3 separate regions of the Mus musculus genome follow, and regions 1 and 3 are each linked to region 2. The links are chromatin loops, found by intact Hi-C in ENCODE. Cell type or tissue: heart. All regions are shown on one strand.

Region 1 (2,500 bases), 160 kb after region 2:
TTTCCATATGCAGTCAGATCCCTGTATCCTTGAATTCTCTCCTAAGATAAAGGAGCACATGAGAACTATCACAGGGACTTTTCCTCTGTGCGAGTATGCTCAAGGGTGGGACTACACAGCTAATTACCTCCTTGTCTCAGAACATCCATACTTGGACCAAACTGCGGGATATCAATCTTACATCTAAGCTCAAGTTCATCTTTTTCTCCTGTGTGGCAGGCAGGAAAGGTTCAGATCATTAAATGTAATACAATAGTCCATGAGTCTATGGCACATTTGTGCATCTCCTGACACGTATTGAGGAGGAAGAGGAGGAGAGGGAGGGAGGAGGAAGAGGAAGAGGAAGAGGAGGAGAAGGAGGAGGAGGAAGAAAGGGTGGTTACGGGCCACGTGTAGCTCTTTAACCATCAAACACCTGCCATACTCCAGATGCATTACAGGAGCATTACAGGAGCATTTGGTAAATGGTGAGTCTTGTATCTTTCTGTCTTCCGTATCCACATCCACATCCACCCTACTCTTTAATGGAGTTATATCTCTTTCTTGTTTAATAGCCAAAGCCAAGAGACAGAACCCAGGCTATCACTCTATATCGAAAGCCTAATACGGGTTTGGTGATTTACTCACAGTTACTGGAAGCAAGTTATCATGGGCTGATTTGTTACATGCTGGTGAACACTCACATAAACTAAAAATAGACCTTGAAACAAAAGGATTTAATAACATTGACTTCTGTTCTAGCTCTGGGCACCTAGGTCTATGCCTCATGTGACTAGAAACATCAACTCCTCAGATTTGATCACACCCCAGAAGAGTGCAGGATGCTCATGAGACAGCAAGGCTTCTCCCCAGGTAAGTGGCCTCATGAGTCTGAGGTGCCAGTACCTGGCAGGAGCCAGAAAAGCCACATGATGGGAGGAGTCACCACCTTTACAGTAGAAATCCAACTCTGAAATAAAATTAATGTGTGAGCTCCATAGTGAACGTAGACTCTTAAACAAAGGTTCAGAATCATGAGCTGTTTCTCCTACTTAAAACATTTTATTATCATGTTTAATTAATTTATTGTGTGTTCATGCACATGTTCCACAATGCGCATTTGGAAGTCAGAGGACAACTTGTAGGACTTGGTTCTTCAATTCCTCCTCATGGGTTCCAAGGATGGAACTCAGGTCAGCAGCAAGCATCTTTATCTAAGGATCCATCGAGGAACAGATACCCCACTGATAAAGAATTTTCCCACGCCGTATCCACCTTTCTTTCTGAACCACTCTTTAAGGTTCCATACTCCTTTCTACAAGTTTTATGATTTGCATTATCTTCATGATTTTAAGATGATATCATTCCTTCCCTAGTCCCGGGCCTATATTAAAAGTCTCATTGAATTCCATGAAGTTAACCAGAACCATAACTTTACATATTCTAGATCATTTTCCCAAGTATGCATTATTAATTTTTGGTGCCAATCTAACTTGGCTGGACATGGCTTTTATGCTATATTTAATTAATTCATGGGTGGGTGTGTTAATGCATATTGGTCCTTTACCAAGCCAATGGGAATCAAGACTCTTCTTTACAAAGTTCATATAACCTCGGAGTCTTAATTCACTTCATTAAAATAAGGAATGAAGAACAAGAGAAATGGTGCAATGCATTTCTGTCCTTTGCACAGAGGTCTGCGTTAGTGCTTTCTATATAATAAGCGTTTAATACATTAAGTTATTTATTTCCCTTCTTGCTTGCATGCTCTGTAGTCAGGTATCATGGCTGTTACTTTAATTACATGGGAATCTAGCAGCACCTACTTTAAAATCCAGGGAACAGGCAGAATCAAATTGTGAGTAATAAAACTCTGAAATGAATGTCAATGGAATTTCATTTCAATATAATGACATCAAAGCTCAGTTATGAGCTACATGAAAAGAAAGATCAGCCTCATTACTTCAATGTTACACCCTTTTTGGACCAAAACATGAATTGCTTGGTTTGATTACCTACCTTGTTTACTGCACTTGGCTCCAAATGACTTCTGATTGTTCCTCCAAATCAAATCCATCTTCAAAGGTATTTCTTAACACTGAAGGGATTCAAAACACCATGCCATTGGGCTTTAATCTGAATGCAACAGAAAGAGGAGCCGGCAGTCTCTTTGTCATGAGTTAATAAGCAACAAAGGAAAAAGGGGGGAGGGCAGATTAGAATACCTGGATTCTATCCCTATCCCTCACTTTGCAAATAATTAACTGGGTTTGAGCAAGTTACTCCAGTATGAGCCTTTGCCTCTCCAGGTGTATAATGAGGGATTTGGGAGTAGAGGATTCCTTTTAGCTGACCTGGAATGATCTCAGTGTAGTAGGAAACTATTGGGATGCATTGTTTATATGTTAAATCCAGCAACTTTGTGGGAAATCTTCAATATTATTATGTTATTAGTATTGTGGAGTGGGCTTGGTTTCTAAACGATTTATATTTTGATTGGTTTATTTATTTATTTTTTCTT
Region 2 (2,500 bases):
GATATTTGCATGTCCGGTGACTAACTCAAAAGAGCAGCAGTTTTGTGTATTGAAGCACATTGCATTTTATTTTATGTGTTATAAGCCCTTCGTAGACCACACGGCTTCCTTGGCTTCGACTAATAAGGGAACTAGCTGCCTCGGACTCTTATCTTACTCTGATGTTTACTAGATGTCAACTTTCACAGTCCCTTCCTTCTCACCTTAAATATCCATAAACAAGCCCAGCAACACCCCCCCCCCCCAGTCCCACATCAAATGAAGAAGGGGACTGTAGCCTGAAGGGTGCAGACGTAGCAAAAGAAACTTTCTATCCAAATGTTGCCTGTGCATATATATGGTGTGCTTATATATTGGAGTTTTAAGGTCAAGTTCATATTCTCCTTGTCCTTCATGTGAGCATGTATGTATGTATGTATGCCTGATGGAGTCTATGCATGGCCAGGTTTCAAAAGCTACGGTTTATTACTTCCCAGAAAGGAATAGCTAGAAAATATGTTCGATCCTGTTCCTTTTTAGTTAGTTAGTTAATTTTAGTTGGTTAGTTAGGTTTTGTTTGGTTTTGTTCATGAGACAGTCTTACTATATAGCCTGCCCTGGCCTGAAACTTGTTATGTAAATGAGTCGAGCTTCAAACTCATACAGATCCACCTGCCTCTGTCTCCTGAGTGCTGAAATTAAAAGTTTGTACCACTATGCCCAGCTCTCTCTTTTTTTTAAATAATAGTTTGAATAGCCAGATGTAGTGGCTCATGCCTTCAATCCTATCACTCAGGTGGCAGAGGCAGGTGGATCTCTTGGAGTTCAAGACCAGACAGGTGACAGAGTGAGACCCTGTCTCAAACAATAACAACAATAATAGGGTAATTATAATCAGCCTCTGTATTGACAAGTGAGTTGTTCTTACTAGTTTGTATTCAAGGTACATATTAATGGGACTCAGTACGCACCGAGCCTCGTCACTTTCTGGGAACCCAAAATGTTGTGTGTTTGCTTCTATTTGATAGAAGCGTGATGTGTAGCTGATTGGTTGACTATTGGCTGGTAATACTGGCTGACATTTGTTGTCTCTCTTTTCTCTCCAGGGAATAGATTCTGGTATCTCAGCCTCACAGCCCTTCCTGTTGATTACATAAGCGCTTGGAAGAAAATAGAACACACCCTCCACCGTTCCTTCTGAATGTTTTTCTTTGGCTTCTCTTCTGCCGGTTTTTGAGGCAAAGACACGACAAAACACCTGCACCTGAACAGCAGAAGAAATGTGTCAAGTCCCCTTCGCCCAGGAAAACGACATCCAGCTTTGGCATCTGTTCTCAGCTGCACTGAGGAATGTGCTGTCTCGAGGCACCAGCTCTGCAGAGCCCTTGCTCCCAAACTCCTTGTGGTTTTATTTATACGTATTTCCATATTTCATTCCTGTACGGCCCCGCTGCATCCGTGTGGCAGCAAGTGACCATATGTTACAGGTTTTACTATGGACGCCAGGTCAGGCGCCACCACGCAGAACAAAGCCAGTTCCGCAAGCTGCCTCCGATACGCAATGCTAAAGTGACATTTTACCCAGGGTGTGCCATTGCAGTGATATAAATATATTTTTTTCCTAGACTAAAATATGACCTGAATATCTCTTTTGATGTGTGTACATAGAGTGTGTGTGTGTGTGTGTGTGTGTGTGTGTATGTGAGTGTGTATGGGGTGTGTGTGTGTGTGTGTGTGTGTGTGTGTAACCTCATGCTTAGAACTGCCTGTGAATGTTGTGGAATGCTATACCTGGAGAGTTCTGGTTTATTACCAGTTCAAAGATAAGGAAAGAGTCACATGATATACAAGACCCGGAGACCATGTCCGTCCCCTTGGGAAGACAGCTTGGAAACGCTACATGTTCTTTATCTGTAAGTGTAATGTGTCTGTCACATTCATCCTAAGAAGCAGTTCTTTGGACAGATGTTTTCACCTTGATGGTGGAATGATTTTTAGATATAAGCCTGACTCGCCGATTTCACAATGGAGAGAGAAGGGGATGGAATCCAATTTGTGACCCCAGATGGAGTATAAGTCGCCTTTGTTTCCCTGCATAAATGAACTTGTTGAATGCGAACAAATATATGCAATTCATATACTTTTGGAAGATGAACTTAAGATATGTGTGTCAGCCTTGAGATGATGTGTCTGGAGTAATACTTTGTGTCCCAGTGTCACAGAAAAATACATACATGCCAGTGGCTCTTGAGGTTAATGTAGTTGGGATGAAATGGCCTCTAGCAATTCCAGGTTCCCCAATTACATGTGGAAAGTTCTGGTAATTAATATGCAGCTAACTACTTATGCCCTTGAAAGTATACCAGTCTTCTAGAATCGGAGTTCTGGTGTATGAAGATTCAGTATCGACAGGATATGTATACCAAACTCCAGCCAGCATACTGCCATTTTACTTAACCTGAGAGGCTGCCTTGCTTATTCTGAGCTATGGTCACAGAAACTGTGGCCATTTATATAAGCT
Region 3 (2,500 bases), 160 kb after region 2:
GCCAGGCAGCCAACTCCTTATGCGTTGTTTTCTATTTTAACATGAAGAGTCATATATTCACCAAATATATTCATAGAGTTATGTTTCATTCATTTTTTTTTCATACCAATTTTGCTGAGCACTAATTTAGGGAAATAATCTGTGAACATTAAAATGCACCACTGGGTGAGTTGTTTACATTTATGAAAACACTGGCATAATGAGAAGTAACTGAAGGTCTTTATTATCTAGGAAGCCATCCTCTTTTGTCTACAGCATCTTTTATACATTTCTCCTTTGCCCCTCACCTAAGGCAACTACCCATTGATGTTTTGTCACTATAAAATCCCTTGCATTTTATACAAATTAAATTATGCAGCCTGCATCCCCCTAGGCTTGGCTTGTTCACCTCAGCACTTTGTTTTCTGAGACTCACTCAGGTTGTGTACTTCAGGGTTTCCCCTTTCATTGAGAAGAACTCCGTTTTCCCACACACGCGCAGAGTACTGTTTGTTTGCTCAACGGTAAGCAGACAGCTGGGCTGTTTCCAGTTCAGGTTATCATGAAATGAAGCTCCAGTAACATTTACGTGTGTGTTATCATGGTGTATAAATACGTTTTGTTTTCTCTTGAGAAAAGGCCAAGGGTCATATTGTACATATATGTTTAGATTTTTTTAAATGTTTATACATAATACATATATTCCATCTGCAACTTTTTAAATGTACTTTTTAAAATTTTCTGAAATAGTATCATTGTACCTTCAACTTTGCCCATGTACTCAATGTTTTCTTCCCTCTTCAGAGCATATGCTTTTCATTGATTTATTTCATAGTGATTGGCGCTTTCTTGTGTTAACTCTTTTTCTACATGGCTCTGTAAGAAATGGACTATGGACTTAATATGGTTGACTTTTGAGTTACATTTCAGTTCTTCTTTTGTGCTTTCTGTTTCTTTCCTGAAACTTCCTGCTTGCTTCCTGGCAGTCACTGTGGAGAAGGCATTAGCAACTGCTCATTTCAGAAGCAGGATAAACAGCTGCTTCTCTTTCTCCTTGAGAGCTGTTTATAGTTCCTTGACTCTTTGTCTGTTCAGACGTTGAAGTTATGATGCAGGACACAGAGAAGGTCTCCCGGTGATGACATCGTCTGGTACAGTGTTCCAGTTTAGGAGCCAGGGCGTGCAGCTCACACTCATTATCAGATAGCATGCCTGCCAACAGCGTTGTGCCCAACCTCAGTTTCAAGTGCTTTCAGTTTGCCTGTGCTTGCTTAGATCAGGGGTAAGAGGGCTGGGGTTTGAAACGGTCAGGTCAGGTGTCCCTTTCTTTACCTCTTTCATTGAGACCTCGAGGTCCTAAGCCCTCCCTGGTTTCAACTGGCTCCTTTTCATCATTCCTCCGAGTGGAATGCATACAGCCCATGTCACTCTTGCTTACTAACTTGTCTGGCAGCTTTCAGGACAGACTATCCCAACTCTGAGAGCTCAGTCTCCCTTGCAGGGTGGATTGGTTGAGAACCGACTCATCACAATGCTTACTGATCACTTGAGTTGCCATACAATATTCCAACTGGCTGGCAACCCTTACTTATTTATTCAGCTGTCCCTAGACCTTCACTGTTCTATTTTAATTGTACAAAACGGCCCAGAGAATTTTCATTATACCCATGTCTTTATGTATTTGCATTGGAGATTACAAACGAAGAAATGGAAATTTGGGGTCCTAAGGTCTGAATTTCAACTTGAGTAAAAATTGCTGAATTCTTCTGCAGTGTGCTAAGGGCAGTCACCTTTCCCCCAGCCACATCTCAGCCTCTATCTCTCCATAGTCTGACCAATATCTGGTATTATCAGTGATTAAACAAATTGTTATCTTAATGTGAGGAATGTTGTCTGATTGCTGTTTTAATCTCTAATTCCATAATTACTTATGAGGCTGAGCAAATTCTCATACATACTGATGTTTTGTGTTGCTTCTCCTATGAATTACCAATTAATGTTTTTTTTTTTTCATTTTTTAATTAGGTGTTTTCTTCTTGTTGACTTGTGGGAATGTCCCATGTATTTCAGGATTTATCATCCTTTTCATTGCAAACATTCTCTTCTGACTTTGTTTGCTTATATTTTAGTTTAATTCATAGTATAGTTTCTAATAAACCAGTCTGTGTTGTAAGCCAGATGTGGTATTCAATGCTTGAATTTCCAGCACTTGGAATGTAGGTGCAGGAAGCTCAGGAGTTCAAGACTAGCGTAAGCTAGGTAAGTAAGTGGATACAAAGGCAGCATGGACTATTACAAGACCATATATCCAGACAAAAAATCATCTATATTTTAATGATATCCTAGTTACCTTTTAGTGTCAGCTTGACATAGCCTAGAATCATCTATGATGGGATTCTCAGATGATAGGTTGCCCAGATTTGGCCTGTGGGAAAGTCTGTAATTTGGTGAAGAGTTGAGGATAAGAGAGTTGTTCTGACTGGTCTAGTAGGGCTCACTCCACTATGGGCATCACAATTCC

What was found. Peaks named below come from ENCODE experiments on the same cell type or tissue, not always from the same donor. Only the 100,000 strongest peaks of a DNase experiment are listed, where the experiment ranks them.
Region 1: a loop joins it to region 2, with 2.2 times the contacts of the local background. A loop is called at or near these places in 2 of 42 quality-filtered maps.
Region 3: a loop joins it to region 2, with 2.0 times the contacts of the local background. A loop is called at or near these places in 2 of 42 quality-filtered maps.

Annotation. Positions count from the first base shown.
Region 1 is chr1:77,206,450-77,208,949 of GRCm38, reverse strand. No RefSeq gene overlaps it. Among named protein-coding and RNA genes, the nearest start is that of Mir6352, 290 kb to the left of the region's middle. In heart, no CTCF peak of the experiment used is centred here; no DNase peak of the experiment used is centred here.
Region 2 is chr1:77,368,257-77,370,756 of GRCm38, reverse strand. It overlaps Epha4 (Eph receptor A4), which reads left to right. Exons shown (of 18, transcript NM_007936.3): 18 at 1,086-2,500. Among named protein-coding and RNA genes, the nearest start is that of Mir6352, 130 kb to the left of the region's middle. In heart, no CTCF peak of the experiment used is centred here; a DNase peak (open chromatin) is centred at 1,136.
Region 3 is chr1:77,212,331-77,214,830 of GRCm38, reverse strand. No RefSeq gene overlaps it. Among named protein-coding and RNA genes, the nearest start is that of Mir6352, 280 kb to the left of the region's middle. In heart, no CTCF peak of the experiment used is centred here; a DNase peak (open chromatin) is centred at 1,200; H3K4me3 peaks cover 506 bases; H3K27ac peaks cover 548 bases.